Linked DNA regions of Homo sapiens: all the other regions are linked to region 3. The links are chromatin contacts, found by Hi-C in ENCODE. All regions are on one chromosome and are shown on one strand. The core of a region is the stretch at or near the end of the contact, and the rest is flanking DNA. Distances in the headings are between cores, read along the strand shown. Region 1 has its middle 18 kb from the start of PTPRC. Region 2 holds the start of ATP6V1G3 (ATPase H+ transporting V1 subunit G3). Region 3 holds the start of LINC02789 (long intergenic non-protein coding RNA 2789).

Region 1 (4,991 bases), core at 1,002-3,501, 530 kb after region 3:
CATTTAGTTTTAACTCTGTGACCACATCACTAGTATTACCTCTCAGCCTTTATAAATATACATGTAATATATAAAATAATTTTGGTTAGTAATTGATTTTCTTGGTGTCATTGATACATGCCATTATCAAAATCAGCAAAGTTTTGTTACAAATCATATTGAAAGGTGTAAGTCATAGTAAAACCAAATAGGAGATGAATTTTCTGAGTTTGCCATTAGAAATTAGGTAATAAATGAAGCTCTCAATGTCTCAAATCTAGATTTAAAGGAATAAAGAGTAATCTACTCTATAACTGACCTATTCATTTGTGCCATTTCAACTGCAATTCCTCTCTCTTCTGGTAACCCTTTGAATACATCCTCCTCTGCCACTCTCATTCCCTGTAATTCCAGAAAAGTTGTTTATAGAGGTGGGGCACAGGTCTAAGCCCATAAGGATACAGCATTTACCTGACCAGAAAAATTGGTTCTACAATGGACATATACCCCAATTGTAGTCATTGTAGTCTGGGCAATTTTAAGTGGCATTTTGCAGAAAGAGATTCTCACTTCTGTTTTTTGTTGTTGGGTGTGTGTGTGTGTGTGTGTGTGTGTGTGTGTGTGTGTGTACATGTGTGTTTGCTGGACTGAAAATTGGAAAGGCTGGGGTTTGAGTCTTCCCTTGCTACCATAGAAAGTCTAAGTCTAAAGCCAAAGCAGCTTAAATTCAACCATGGGAATGGGAACTAAGGGATGTAGAGAAATATGATATTGTTTGCATACTCAATCTAGTATGTCTAATCTAGTTATATCCCTAAACGTTTTCTCTTAGCCAATAAATTACATCTTTGCCTAAGTTAGATTAAGTCAAATTTTGTGACAGAAAGTGCAAAGTCCCCACATGGGAAAAGAGTTTCTTCCACTGAAATATTCATTTACTTATTCTTTAACAAATATTTTTAGACTTATATCTAGTATATTCAAGGCACTGGCAATAGGACCCAAGAACACAAAAATAAGTAAGAACAAAGTGCACATTCTACAAGCAGAAGCTCAGTACCAAGTAGTGAAACAGACTTATAAAAAATAATGAAAATGGAGTGTGATTAAATTGTCATGGCATTGAGACCTAAAGGAGGAAGTGATCAACTATGCTTGAGTGGGCAGTAGAAGGTGCACAGGGGACACCTGTGAGCTGAGTGGGGGAAGACAACAATTAACTTCCAAATAGGGGGTTAGCAGGTAGGAATGCAGGGAGGTTTCCAAAAGAAACATCTCATTTGAACAACTGTAAGTACTTTCTTTAGCAGGCACATAATATGCAGAAGAAGAATTTGGAGAGACGAGCTATACTCAGGCACTGAAAGATCTTGAATGGGATCCTCAAAGATTTGGATTTCAATCTGTGAGCAATCAAGGATCATAAGGCATTGTAAGCAGGAGAGGCATAGGGGAAAATTTATTTTTAATAAAAATCATTCAGTCAGTAGCACAGGATGGGCTTGACTGAGAGGACAATAATCATGACACCACGATGAGGATAAGAACCAAGGAAAAAGACATGAAGCTGTAGTAGGAGCCAGAGGTGAAAGCTATTAAAAATGCCTCATCAATATGTTTGGGACTGTCAGCAGGAGGGGAGCAGTGAAAAACTCCCAGATTATCCCCAAGCATTTAGAGTAGTCAAACTGGTAAGATACAGCTGATGTGGATAAATGTAGTTATTTCTCCATTCTTGCTTAAGTCTGATTTCTCCTGTTTTGCATCTTAAAATGCTTCCTTTTTCTTCCTCTCTGCTACCAATTCATCTCTATTCTCCCTCAACAAAGAATGTACAGCTTGGTAACAATCTAATTTGTTTTTTTCTTTCATCTTCTTTATGTCATGACTCTTTCAGCAAACTTTTAATTGATATACTTTTTCTCTCTCTCCCCCTCCCTCCCTCTTCTCTCTCTCTTTCTTTTCTTTATTTTGTCCATGCACTCACAATGTGTCTCCTGACTTAAAATTCCAGGAGGGGTGGGATGTGGAGTAGAGATGTGGTGGAGATTGCTCAGACTTAAAGCCTGAGCATTTTTCAGGCTGGGTCCTCTACAACATTTTGTCCATGTGGTATCTCACCAGCACATAGTGTAGAAAGTGTCACCTTGGCCTACAAGATGTAAAACAGCTAATGGAGGGCTCAAATGTAGCTCTCCACAAACTTCTCTCTTACTTTTGATGTGGGCGGAAATGAGCTCTGCCTAAAATGCTCCATTGGTTTCGCCCCTCCTAGCTGGGTGGTGCAACTGCAAAGAATGTGCTGTGAACCTTGTGAGCGAACATTTGAGCGCCACAGATCCATGACCTGTGGCAATAACTTAGGAAACTATAAAACCAGAAGCATAGTGACGCTAACAATAGGAACTTGGCCTTTCCTTCGTCTTACTATGGAATGCCTTCCTGGCCCACAACTCAAAGGTGCCCTTAGAGTAGCATCTTCAGGAGTGCTGATGCACTTCCTTTGTGATGAACTAAACAGCCTCTACTGTGCTGCAGAGCAAGAGTGAGACAGGAACATGTGCTCACAGGAAGTCAGTGGTTCCCTTTTTAACAATACCTGCTCCCAGTTCAGCCTTTTATAACTGCCTTTCAGAGCTTTTATGTGTTGGACAGAGAAGCTGGGCTCTACTCTACTGTCCCTCCCCTCCTGTGGGACTCCTTTCCAGTGGCTGGGTAGAGGGGAGTTTGCTGGGGCAGGAAGCAGCAGAGGGAGTTCCACAGCAAAGGATGAGACTCAGCGCAAGCTCACAGCTGTGTGAGCCAAGTTCAGTGCCTAGCTTAGATTCCACCTGTGGTTGTGGTAGGGGAGGCCAGCGGAAGTGTAATTCCTTCCGCATGACAGCCGATCAAGGTTCATATGTATGTGACATGCATATTAGGGCCAGCAGTTCCTCCTAAACAGGAGAGGTCCTCCCCTCCATGACACACACACATCCTGCCCTTAGCTAATATTTACATGCTAACTCTGGACAATTCTTCATTTAAATAAAAAATGAATAATTTGAGGACACCTGAAATGGGTTGAAAATGTCTGTTATGCTTAGAGATAAATGAGTGATGACACCATGCGGTTGATTATCTCCACAATGGTAAAGAAATAATTTAAGAGAGAAAAACAAGGTGAATAGGACCAGATCAATGACAAAACTGACCTTATCTTCTTAAGTATATTATGAAGGAAAGTACATATTTTCATCTTGGCCACCTGAAGTGAGCTCTGAAGGAACTCCATTCTTTAGATCTATACTTGTGATCCCACTGATCCCAATGAACAAAATTCCTTGAGGCCTGCTCTTTCATTTGTTTCTCTGGAGCACAAGAACCAGGTCCATGTTTACTGTGTTGGAAGACAGTGATCCTCGGCCTGATAGTCTGTGCTGATATATTTAAAAGAATGTAAGTAAATCTACACTTTTCAAATAGAAGAGGAAGTATTCACGCAAATGTGTAGTGCCTCCCTGTAGACGGATATGATCAGCTATTTTAGCTGCAAGTTTACAATTGTTGACATACTATAAAGACCATACTCTCAAGAAAGCATCAGAAAAATTCACTAGTAGTGATATAGTGAATGGTAGAACTAAAAATCAAAGATCTAGGATCTAGTCTTTTTACTGCTATTAATTAGCTGAGTGGTGTTCTACAAATTGCTTGACTTTCTAATCAAGTTAGCAAGTCTCAGTTTTGTAATTGCCAAAACAAATGATTTAAACTTCAGAATCTCTAAGGTTCATATATGCCAATATTTAAATATGGAAAACATTATCTTAGTGTAAGGGCCCATTTCCCCTGAATGAAGGCATATAATGCACAAAGACAATAACAGCACAGCCAGGTTCTGGAGCTGTTTACCAGCCAAGGTGAATCCATCAACTTCCTTTGACACTGTAAGGTGTCTTCTTCTATATCAGTACCCGAAAAAACTCAAGGATCCCTCCTCCGTGGTCATTTGCATCAGTTACATAAGTAGCCTGGTTGAAATCAGCACATTAAGGTATGACTTCCGTCTCCATTTGAAATTGTTTCTCCTCCTAGCAGCTTATGAGGTTTTCCATCCCTCTCTGTTTCTGGTACTCCTGTATCTTTCCTTCTCTCTGCAGCCAGTTTTTGCCTCTCTGCATAATATCTCAGATCTAGCTTCTGTAACTGGTAAGAGGATTACAATTAAACATGCAACCGAAATCTAGAAGTGTTTTGGTACAAGGTATCAGAGCACTGCTGCAGGTAGCTTCTGCAACAACAGGATATGGTGTAGATAATTCTGTCAAAAGATGTATGGTCCTTAATGTAGACATTAATGTCCTCAACAGTGCACCTCAGCTACCTTGCTGTGCATATCAGATTTCAGCAGCAGGGGCAAGTGGGAGTAGTATTGGCACCTTCAGCAAGTTTTGGAATGAGAGATGCCATCAGAGCTGTAAAAAAGAAAGACCAAGGATGGTGAGGGGTGGCATGAGGATGAGTCAAAGGTAGCATACGTGAAACTATCTCCTCCCACCTCATAGGTGATACTCAAAACTACTTGAGAGAAATGTGAAGAAGGCTGGAGTTCACAAATGGCAGAAGGGATATTGTGAACCTATTCTTATCTATTGAGAATGGAATAGGAAACATATTTGGCACATATTTTAATAAGACACTTTTTAAACTCCAACTGTCTGCAAATCATTTATGGCCAATCTAAATCATTTATAGTTAGCATCTATATTTTCCACAATTTCCAGAATCTTAACACTAATACAATGTTCCATGTTGTGGTATATGCTATTGGAATAACATGTCAAATACACTGAAACTCGAAAGTGTAAAATATAGGGTATTATTAATCAACTGATCCACATTTATTTAACCCACAAATTTGCATTAAACGTTTACCCTTTATTAGTTCAATGTGATGTTATTATAGTGACGGTATAATAATGATCCAGTAAAAATGTACATCAAAATTAAGAATAATTAAGATAAATTTG
Region 2 (4,687 bases), core at 1,895-4,394, 610 kb after region 3:
AGAAACCAGAAAAGTATACACTGAACACATGCTAAATTTATAATTACAGCTATTCAAAACACTCGAGGATAAGTTGTCAAGTTAAGGACACACAAAAATAAGAGGTATATTTCACTGTGATCTTTTAACATTCAACATTCAAAATTTTTCCAAATGGCACAGATTTTGTTTCTCAAGGTTTTATCATTGTTAGTAACATTTTTACATTTTCACTGATAAAAATGAAATATGAAATAATTTAGGAAAGAGAATCAAAGAGCAGTGACCTAAATATACACTATACTGATTCTTACACTTCCTTTTTATAAAGCTACTGTGACTAACATCCATTTCTCTATCTTATCTGATAAAACAAATCCTTTGTACATTGTGAGATTTTTATAAAAATATATAACTTAATTCTCAGTTTATCACTGAAACTTAAATAATAATAAAATAACACCAATAATATACAATAAGTAATAATACTGATAAATTGTGTTTCTTATATACTAACACATAGAAACCATCAACATTGCCATTTAATTAACTTAGAAATAAAAAGTGACGTATAAGTGCTCAAATTAGAAGGAAATCTTATTTTTTTTTTACTTCTAGGTATATAAATATACAAAATAAAGTAGAATATAATAAATAGTAAGGCCAGAACAAGTAGTACCAAATAAATGGTATAGGAAAAACGCTAGGTGTTTAAAATGTTAATTCCAATCAAGGAGACTTAGATTAAGTCAAATTTCACTTTGTTTTGATATTTTTCCTATTAATTATTCAAGCACACAGCATTTAAATTGATTCATATATTTAATAATTTTACACAGAGTGAAATGTCAATTGGTATTCTTTGTTTTCTTCCATATTTTTTATTAGGAAAAGAAGAGAAACCTGGAAGAAAATTTTCCTGGAAAGAAAGAGAGCATTGTTCAGCAGCAAGAACACTGACCATGAGAACAATTCTTCTACTCAGAAGCCACCTGACCTTGGGCCTGTCACTCAGGTTTTCTGAGCCACAGTTCCCTGACCACTCGTCTTGCTTATTTTATAGGGGCTTTAGTTTCTTTACTGATAAAATTGCTGTGCTTTGTAATAATAACACCTATGTAAGAATCAAATTAGTTAAATATGGAAATATGCATAATTGTAAAGTATCATACCCAGTTTCTGGAACCTAGCTGATATTTTATTAGTGAATAGAAGGAGAAAAGCTTGTCCCATTGATGCTCAGTAATACAAAACATTTAAAGAATAAATTCAAAATCTTGGCTATAATAGAATTTTTTAAAGTGTTATTATCCTTCAATGTTTGAGTTTGTAAGTGAAAAGTCACATTAGGAATCAGCTTTGATTAAAACAAAGGAATAACTCTTATAGCAAGTAAACCATTTGTATGATAATAATCCATTGGATATATAATAAAGTTCAAATTCTCCAGCCAGGCTTTTACCTCTATCTACTGCTACACTATCTACCTCTCCTCAACTTTACTTTCTCATTTGTTTTGCAATTTAGATTGTAAAAGTGTGTTCAGTATGGTTTTATCTCTGCAGAGGCTGTGGCAGTTCAAACCCACATAAGTTTGGGACTGTGATTACTTCTTTTTTTTTTTTTTCCATCCAGAGTCCAGATTGAGATGAGAAGCTTCTTCTTTGTCATCTTTCTCTGCTTCTGGGTAGATTTTTCTATCCCTCCTTTTCACTGAGAGAGTAATTTTTTGAGGGTCAGGAGAGGATGAAATTCATTCTAAGTCTCCATTTTGGGTTATTCCCAAAGGCTTTTTCCTCTCTAGGACTTCTTCCTGTTAAGCCACCTTGTATCTTTTTGTCTGGAGGGATCATACAAGAGTTGTGCTTGTTCGAAAATCGGTTTATCCCAGTTACACCAGGTATTTAATTACGCAATACAAATTAAGTACTTTATAAGCTGATTAAATGTGACTTCAAAAAAAAAAAAAAAAGTAAAAGTGATCCTGTGGAAAAGTTTTTCCTTTTGAAAATATTTGCTGAAAATGCACACATAATGTAGGCATGCAGATATGGATGAGACAACTTGAAAAGATTAGGAGAAAATAATCATTAAAGCCTTAAAAGATTTAGTGCCCAGATTGTTTTACAATTGTCTTTAAATCCAGACACCTTATTAAAGAAAATGAACCTGGCACTTACATATGAGGCAATAGAGGTATAGTTTATGAAAGCAATAATACGTGAAACCCCAATCTGCAAATCGTATCGGGGGGAAAGCCTTATTCTAAGTCAACAGATTAGCTTTTCACTTCAAATAAAAATTTTAGATACATATAAATGATACTTTGTGGTTCTTCTCTGTGACCAATATTCTGATTTGTCCAATTGCTACTGGATCGAATCAAATCAAGTATGATGGATTTTATTGTATTATCTTAGGACAATACTCACCACAAACACTGAATAATATAAAATGCATGTTTAAATTATTTTAACTTAATCCCAAAACCTACAGTTATAGTCTATTTCTATCATGATTACTACTACTAAAATTACTAATTGTTTAGTCACCATAGTAAGATCTTCCTGGAACTTCAACCTACAGCATTACTTAAGAGCAGCACAATGCCCAAAAGAAATCTTTTTATTCCAGTCACCTGAGACCTTGGGGGAAAAAAATCCTTAGTCCACCATCTATGCACAAAGCTAGGGAATCTCTTTCCTAACAAAAGATTAACACGTTTTCTCCAAGCAGATAACTGAATCACTAGAAACAAATAAAGAAAAAGACCTGAAACAAAGTACTGCAGGTACAAAGAGCAAAGATCTTGTTACTTAAAAGAAAAACTCAGTAAACATGTCAATGTTTCTTGGAAGATTAGGGAAACCAACATTCTTAAAAGGTCTCTTATTCATTATTTATAAGTAGATGCAACACCTCATTTATACCTCCTTATCTCATACAGAAGAGCTAAGATTGGCAGAAATGGTAAGTTCTCAATTTATGCACATTGGTTTAACTTGTTTTTCTAGATTCCACCTTGGGCTTTCCTTGGGACCCAGCTATCCAGCCCAATAAAGCCAGTTTGAAACAGCTGCATTTGGAACTTGCTGTTGACACAATAATCTGAGTTATATGTTAATTTCTAAAAGAATAAATGAACCCATTACTTCCCAGATTTCACAGAAGCCACTTGCTTGGAGCAGACTACCATGACAAGCCAGTCTCAGGGGATCCACCAGCTTCTTCAGGCAGAAAAACGGGCCAAGGACAAGCTAGAGGAAGCCAAGAAGAGTAAGTCTCACCTGTGAGGGGTCTGTCACGAAATAAACAAAGCAGTGGAATGCAGGGATAAGCATAGACTTTTGGATTAGGCAGACCTTGTTTCAAACTTTGGTTTACTGTACTCCCTGTGAGACCTTCACCCATTCATTAAAATTACCCAGCCATATGTTCCTTATTTCTAGAGCAGGGATGAAGTTTCCTCATTCAGATCCTTTTGAGAGGTCATGTGTTCATGGACATTAAGATTATAGAGATGTGGGCTTAAGCCTTGGCTATGCCATGCCTGTTTTCTCAACATTGTTAGGGGGTAGAAAACCTCTGGATTGAATCTACTTATTAGTGAGTAAACCTGAGCAAATTACTTATTTTTTATAAGCATCAGTTTTCATTTCCATAAAATCAGAATAATAATGGCTCATTCTCATCCCTCTCTTGGTAGCTTTTTAACATCTAATATTTTAAAATATTTTCATTTTATTCTCATTTTCTACCTCTCTTTTTATTTTTATTAATTTATTTTTTAAGAGATGAGGGTCTCACTATGTTGCCCTGGCTGAACTCCAACTCCTGGACTCAAGAGATCCTGCTGCCTCAGCCTGCCAAGTAGCTGGGACTACAGGCACTTGCCACTGTACTCAGCTCTCTTTTCATTTGGTCATGCATTCATGTACTTACATATAGAATGTCCTCAATGAACTTCAACACCTTTTCTATTCTCTTTGATACAACAGCCAAATGAATAGGATATTAACATTATTCCCAATGTATGCAGAAATGGAGTCACTGATTTGTTCAAGGTTATATTTTAAAAATAGAAAATATTGTGCCAGGCACCATGCTCATTGCTTATCTTTATTCCTCACAACCTTTACTGAAAAAGCAAAAGTGATGCTTAGAGAAATTATACAACTTGTCTAAGGTCACACAGAGGGTAAATGGTAGAGACAAGATTTAGATGAGCTATAATTTCCAAGCCCAGATCTTAACCACTGTGCTTTACAAAATTTACACAATTTGCATAATAAAAAAATTAATATGTCTCAGATCTACAACTGGAATTCAGATTCCCAAGGCCAAGACATTTTTTTCACTATCCCATTTCATATCACCTCATTATTCAATCTACAATAATTTGTAGTGTCATTCACTCTCCTTGTGTGTCCTGCCTCTGCAATTAGATTCAGTCTGGCAAAACAGGGGCCATATTTTCAAAATGTTACTTATGTAACTCTTTGGATGAATGTAGTGATGGGATTGGAGTAGGTACTGAATTATTTAAACGTAATGAATGAAATGAAGGAATATATTACAACATAAGAAAGTCAGTCAGAAATAAGGCAGGTACACTAAAGTTTTCAACCACAGGTAAAATCATTTCCTTTTCTTAAGATAAATAGATTTCCTGAACACTCAGCAATGTGGGCATCAACAACATAAAAGG
Region 3 (4,506 bases), core at 146-2,645:
ACCTCCATTTCATACTAATATGGACTCTACTTTCATAGGAGTTATCTACTGTCCTTGATGAATATCCATAATGCACAATGTTAAAATGAGAAAGCTATAATTGGTAAATAGGTCAATAAGTGCACAGTTCAGAAGACAGCCATATCATGCTGTTATTTGTTCTCATCTCTCCCATAATGAGGATGTTCGCATTGCATGTTAAAAGTTGCTTCTGTGAAAAGCAATATTTGAATCATATACAAAGCTGTTGGACCAGGATGACAGGGTTCTTAACAAGAAAGGATAGAGCAAGTACTAGTCAACCCCAATGTGTCTATTGTAATAAATTCAAAAGGAAGAGCTAATCTGAGCAATGGATATGAAATAGGAAGCGTATACATCTGAGAGGAAAATATGTGAGGGATGATCGCAAAATGATTCATGACCTTAAAACTATTGTGGTGCCATGATAGACAGAAATTAACTCTCCATTTCACAGTAAAACCAAATAATTAACTCTCTCCTAATGAATGCCTTTTGGGATCCTTTCTGCAAGATCTCATCTGAAAGTCTTCTGTAAATAGCTGACATATCCAGCAATAGAGGAGCCAGCAAATACTGTGTTTTTAGAGAGAAAAAAAAATTTTTAAAGCAATTGCTAGATATTACAAAACTGATTTACCATCATCTAGTGGGTTCTTAGATTTAATTAAGTTTAATTAGATTTAGTTAGATGAATTAGATGCATCTAGACTCAGTTTACCTGATCTCGACCTAAAAGCAACATTTTGCCACTTCATTTGCATAGGGAAGAAGAAAATCTCATATAAGTCAACATTCAAACTCACCACAATAATGAGCCTCAATATTTGGACCTAAAATGGCTAGCACTTTTACACTTCATAATCACGGAAATGTGTTATGTTAAAGCAGTAGGAAGGAATCCCCTTTTGTGTGGAATTCACCATAGTAAAACCAACAAACAGAAATAGACTATGGATTTGTTTGTTTTATAAAGCAAGTTTTGTTCATTCTGCTGTTAAATACTGAGAGCAGAGCCTTTTTGCTGCTAAAGGAAAAGAATCTAAGCATTATTGTTTACCCTGTAAAAAGTGTTACATGCTGTCAGAAAAGATCAATCCTTTCCTCCAGTATCTTTTTCTTTTCTAAAAGTCTTCCCCTGTACTGCCATGAACTGCTACAATGTTAACAGAATTAGAAGTTTATGTCTGTTCTAGTCTGCAAAATAAAATGCACAAATGCAAACCAAACTTACCTTCCATTAACGTTTTCAATTTTGAATATGTTTTCATTTATTCTAGTCTCTTGAAGTTAAATCATTTCCTTTATATGTAAGAAATTTGCTAATCATTCATGGGTATTGTTTTCTCTAGGTTATTTGGTTTCCTATGTATCAATTAGGACCCAGCCCAATTCCAAGTATATATAGCCAGAAAGATCATACCATCTCTACAATAAAATCCTAGTTAAGTCTTTGATTTTTAAAAATGCATACTTATTTTACACATTTATTTTTTAAAATTAAAAAATCTGCTTCCAAATTATGTATTATCAAAGAGTATACTATATAAAAATCTTAAGTTTAAATTAAACATAACTTTTAAAATTTATTAATTAAAGATAAAGGTGGTCTTTTTCTAATTTATGAAAGAATTCTACATCTAAGACTAGTTATGTTATCTTTCATTCCGATAACAAATGTTTTTCAGAATTACAGAATTTTTTAAATTTTATAAAATAGAATAATGTAGTGTGAAATAAACGTGCCAAATGTGACTTTTTTAACTTCTGCATTGTCTGACAGCCTATAGAGTTACAGGAAATGTTTTATGTCATTATTATAGCTTTGTTCTAATTAAATCCATATAATCTTCACTTTTTGAGTTTAATCAAAGTAATATATGCATTTAATTTATGCCCAAAAAGCCCATAATAAAAAGTAGTTACCCCTACTCTCTGAGTCCCAATCATTCCAATCCCCAGGTACAACCACTTTCTTTGGGATATTTGTTCAACTATACCTCCATGTTTATGAAATATATGATTGTTGCTTTTTGATATATTAATTTTTGACACCATGCATGCACTTCCTATAACTGTAAGATTACATTATGTTCTTATCCGTATTCTATATTGCCATTATTTTTACTATGTAATATTATTCTATTTTATTTTTTAAAAATAGAAACATGGTTTTGCTATGTTGCCCAGGTTGGTCTAGAATTCCTGGGCTCAAGTGATTCCCCTCCCCCTCCCAAAGTGTTGGGATTAAGTTGTAAGCCACTGCACCCAGTGGCTAGTAGAGAATAGTAGTACTAGTATTCTCTACTAGTAGAGAATACTAGTACCATTCTCTTCTAACACCAATAATATACCACAATTCCCTTTTGTGTACTTTTTAGTTTGTTGTATTTAATAATTATCTAATTTTTTCAATTTCATTGTTTTCTCTTGAAGTGTTACTAAGTTGTTCCATATCTTTAATAACAGTTAGTGGACCAGATTTTGTTCGAAAACTGTCATTCAGAAGTGCTTAATGCACCTACTCCAATCTGGACTGAGTACAAATGCTTCTCTCATTGCTTTGAGGATATTAACTTAGCAGCACATTAAGGGATGGTTGGTAGGAGCAATCTCTTTTGGGTACAGATAATAAGGGGTTTATTGTAGAACGTTTTAGAATAAAGAACGTTTTAGAATAATACTAGAGTTGACCAAATATCAGTTTTCATTTTTATCATCACCATGCATCAGTAAATTCTAAACAAAGTCAACTATAAAATATTCTTCACTGCCAGGGCCAATTGCTTCAACCACCGTGTTTCTGCCTATTATATGTTACTTTATTAATTACAGTTCTTTCACACTTTTCTTGAATTTTTACATGTTCTCTTAAATCTCCTTCATCTTCTTTTGCTTTTATTCTTTTTTCTTTTTGTATTTGCTTATTTATGTTGGCGGCATGCTTCAAAAGCCTAGTGATTTGCAGATTCACCTTATAATGAAGTTATTTTAAAAGCTAGAAAATCTGTGTTCCTCAGCTGTGTTTGTTGAGTGGTAGGCTGGTTTTGTGAGGGTGGCTCCTAAATGTCAAGATCTCTGGCTCCATTTTTGGGGACTATTCCTGTGCTCCAAAGATTTGTTCGGTCTTATCTTTTTGGACTACCAGTCTGGGTGCTAATATTCTGGGAGGTGAGCTGGGAAAGGTACTAATGGTCTAATTGTTCTTGAGACTTCCAGAGATACAATGCTTGCTTTTCGTTAATGTTCCTCTCTGCAGTAGTTTATGGATCATCTTGTTCCATTCTGTCCATTTCATCTTCCTAGATCATGGCTTTAAGGTTGGAAATGTTTTCTGATTTATTATATATGCTCTTTCTTTTTTCTCCATTTTAATTATTTTAGGGTTAAACTGACGGTAACATAAATGTAATTTTTCACTTCTAATTCTGAATTGTGAAGTGGTGCTACAACTTAAACTATTACAAGCAGGTTACCCTTAAAACTCTTCCAGTCTTTTGAAAACATATACGTATAAACAAAAGTTATTTATTTAAAATCATATTCAAATCCATTAAAATAAGTTTTAGTAATATAATGGACTCTAATAAAACACTCTCCCCATAAGCCAACTAAAAAAATACAACCAAGTAAATTGTTCTCTCTATGATCAAAATCTAGCACTTATTTTCCAGCCAAATGTTAATTGCTACATGGGCTCTAAGATTTTGTTTGTTTGATTGTTTTTTATTTTGCTGATAAGCTGTATCTTATAGTACTGTTGGCTGTAATTGCTAACCAAAATTACACAGTGTTAAGAAAATAATGAGTCAGAGAAATTCTATGATGAACAAAAATGTGCAAACAGTGGCAAGACCCATTGGTTGTTAGAGGTTCTGTAATAAACTAAGACATGTATGATACTATTGAATCATTGTCAATCAAGCATGGTCTTGAATTATTTTCTCAGGAATTATTGCATTTACATCTTGCTTTGTAAGGTTTAGATCTGAGAAATCACAGTCACAAAGATTTCTTAGAATTTAGCTGACACTTGTCTCTTTCCAGGTTTTCCATAGAAATCATGAAATGGGTCATATAATTGAGAGCATTTGTATGTACAGCTTTGCACTTTAGTTGCAATTGCCTTGGTTCTCCAAATGAAGTTTAAAGCTTTTAAGTCAAGCTTTATCATTTTCCCTTGGAACAAATGGAACATAATTTCACAAACTATTTATATTCCTGATGCTTTCTTCTCGAGTTCTGGTTTATATGGGAAAAAAAATGGAGACTTCATAACACAAACCTAAACTGAGTTTGGAAGCTGAAGAAAGTTGGATATAAAGGAAACCTGTATAAAGGAAACCTCAGAAGTTTTATACTTGAAGTAATCTGATGAAACCAAGAAATATGCATTTTCAGTTAACACTACTGAGTGAAGAAAATAGACTATTGGTGAGAAATTTTAGAAACATTTAGTTAAGCTTTGTAAGTATTTTTCTTATA

What was found. Hi-C counts contacts between places; a loop is a spot of excess contacts on that map. Pooled maps may share reads with other maps.
Region 1: a map with no recorded cell type shows a loop between it and region 3 (2.7-fold over the local background). The contact joins the enhancer-like site here to the promoter of LINC02789 in region 3. A Hi-C loop is called at or near these places in 3 of 37 single-sample maps with no recorded cell type and 3 of 50 pooled maps.
Region 2: a loop to region 3 is called in a map with no recorded cell type, with 2.2 times the contacts of the local background. The contact joins the promoter of ATP6V1G3 here to the promoter of LINC02789 in region 3. A Hi-C loop is called at or near these places in 1 of 37 single-sample maps with no recorded cell type.

Annotation. Positions count from the first base shown.
Region 1 is chr1:198,618,916-198,623,906 of GRCh38, reverse strand. No RefSeq gene overlaps it. Among named protein-coding and RNA genes, the nearest start is that of PTPRC, 18 kb to the left of the region's middle. Within about 2 kb of position 2,251, at least 10 of the 41 ENCODE cell types and tissues checked have a DNase peak (open chromatin) inside an H3K27ac peak, as active enhancers do.
Region 2 is chr1:198,539,137-198,543,823 of GRCh38, reverse strand. ATP6V1G3 (ATPase H+ transporting V1 subunit G3) reads left to right here and starts at 3,144. Exons shown (of 3, transcript NM_001376861.1): 1 at 3,144-3,255. The coding sequence starts at 3,174.
Region 3 is chr1:199,145,487-199,149,992 of GRCh38, reverse strand. It overlaps LINC02789 (long intergenic non-protein coding RNA 2789), which reads right to left and starts at 1,395. Exons shown (of 4, transcript NR_147896.1): 1 at 1,256-1,395. All of the region lies in intron 1 of LOC107985243 (a long non-coding RNA gene), which reads left to right.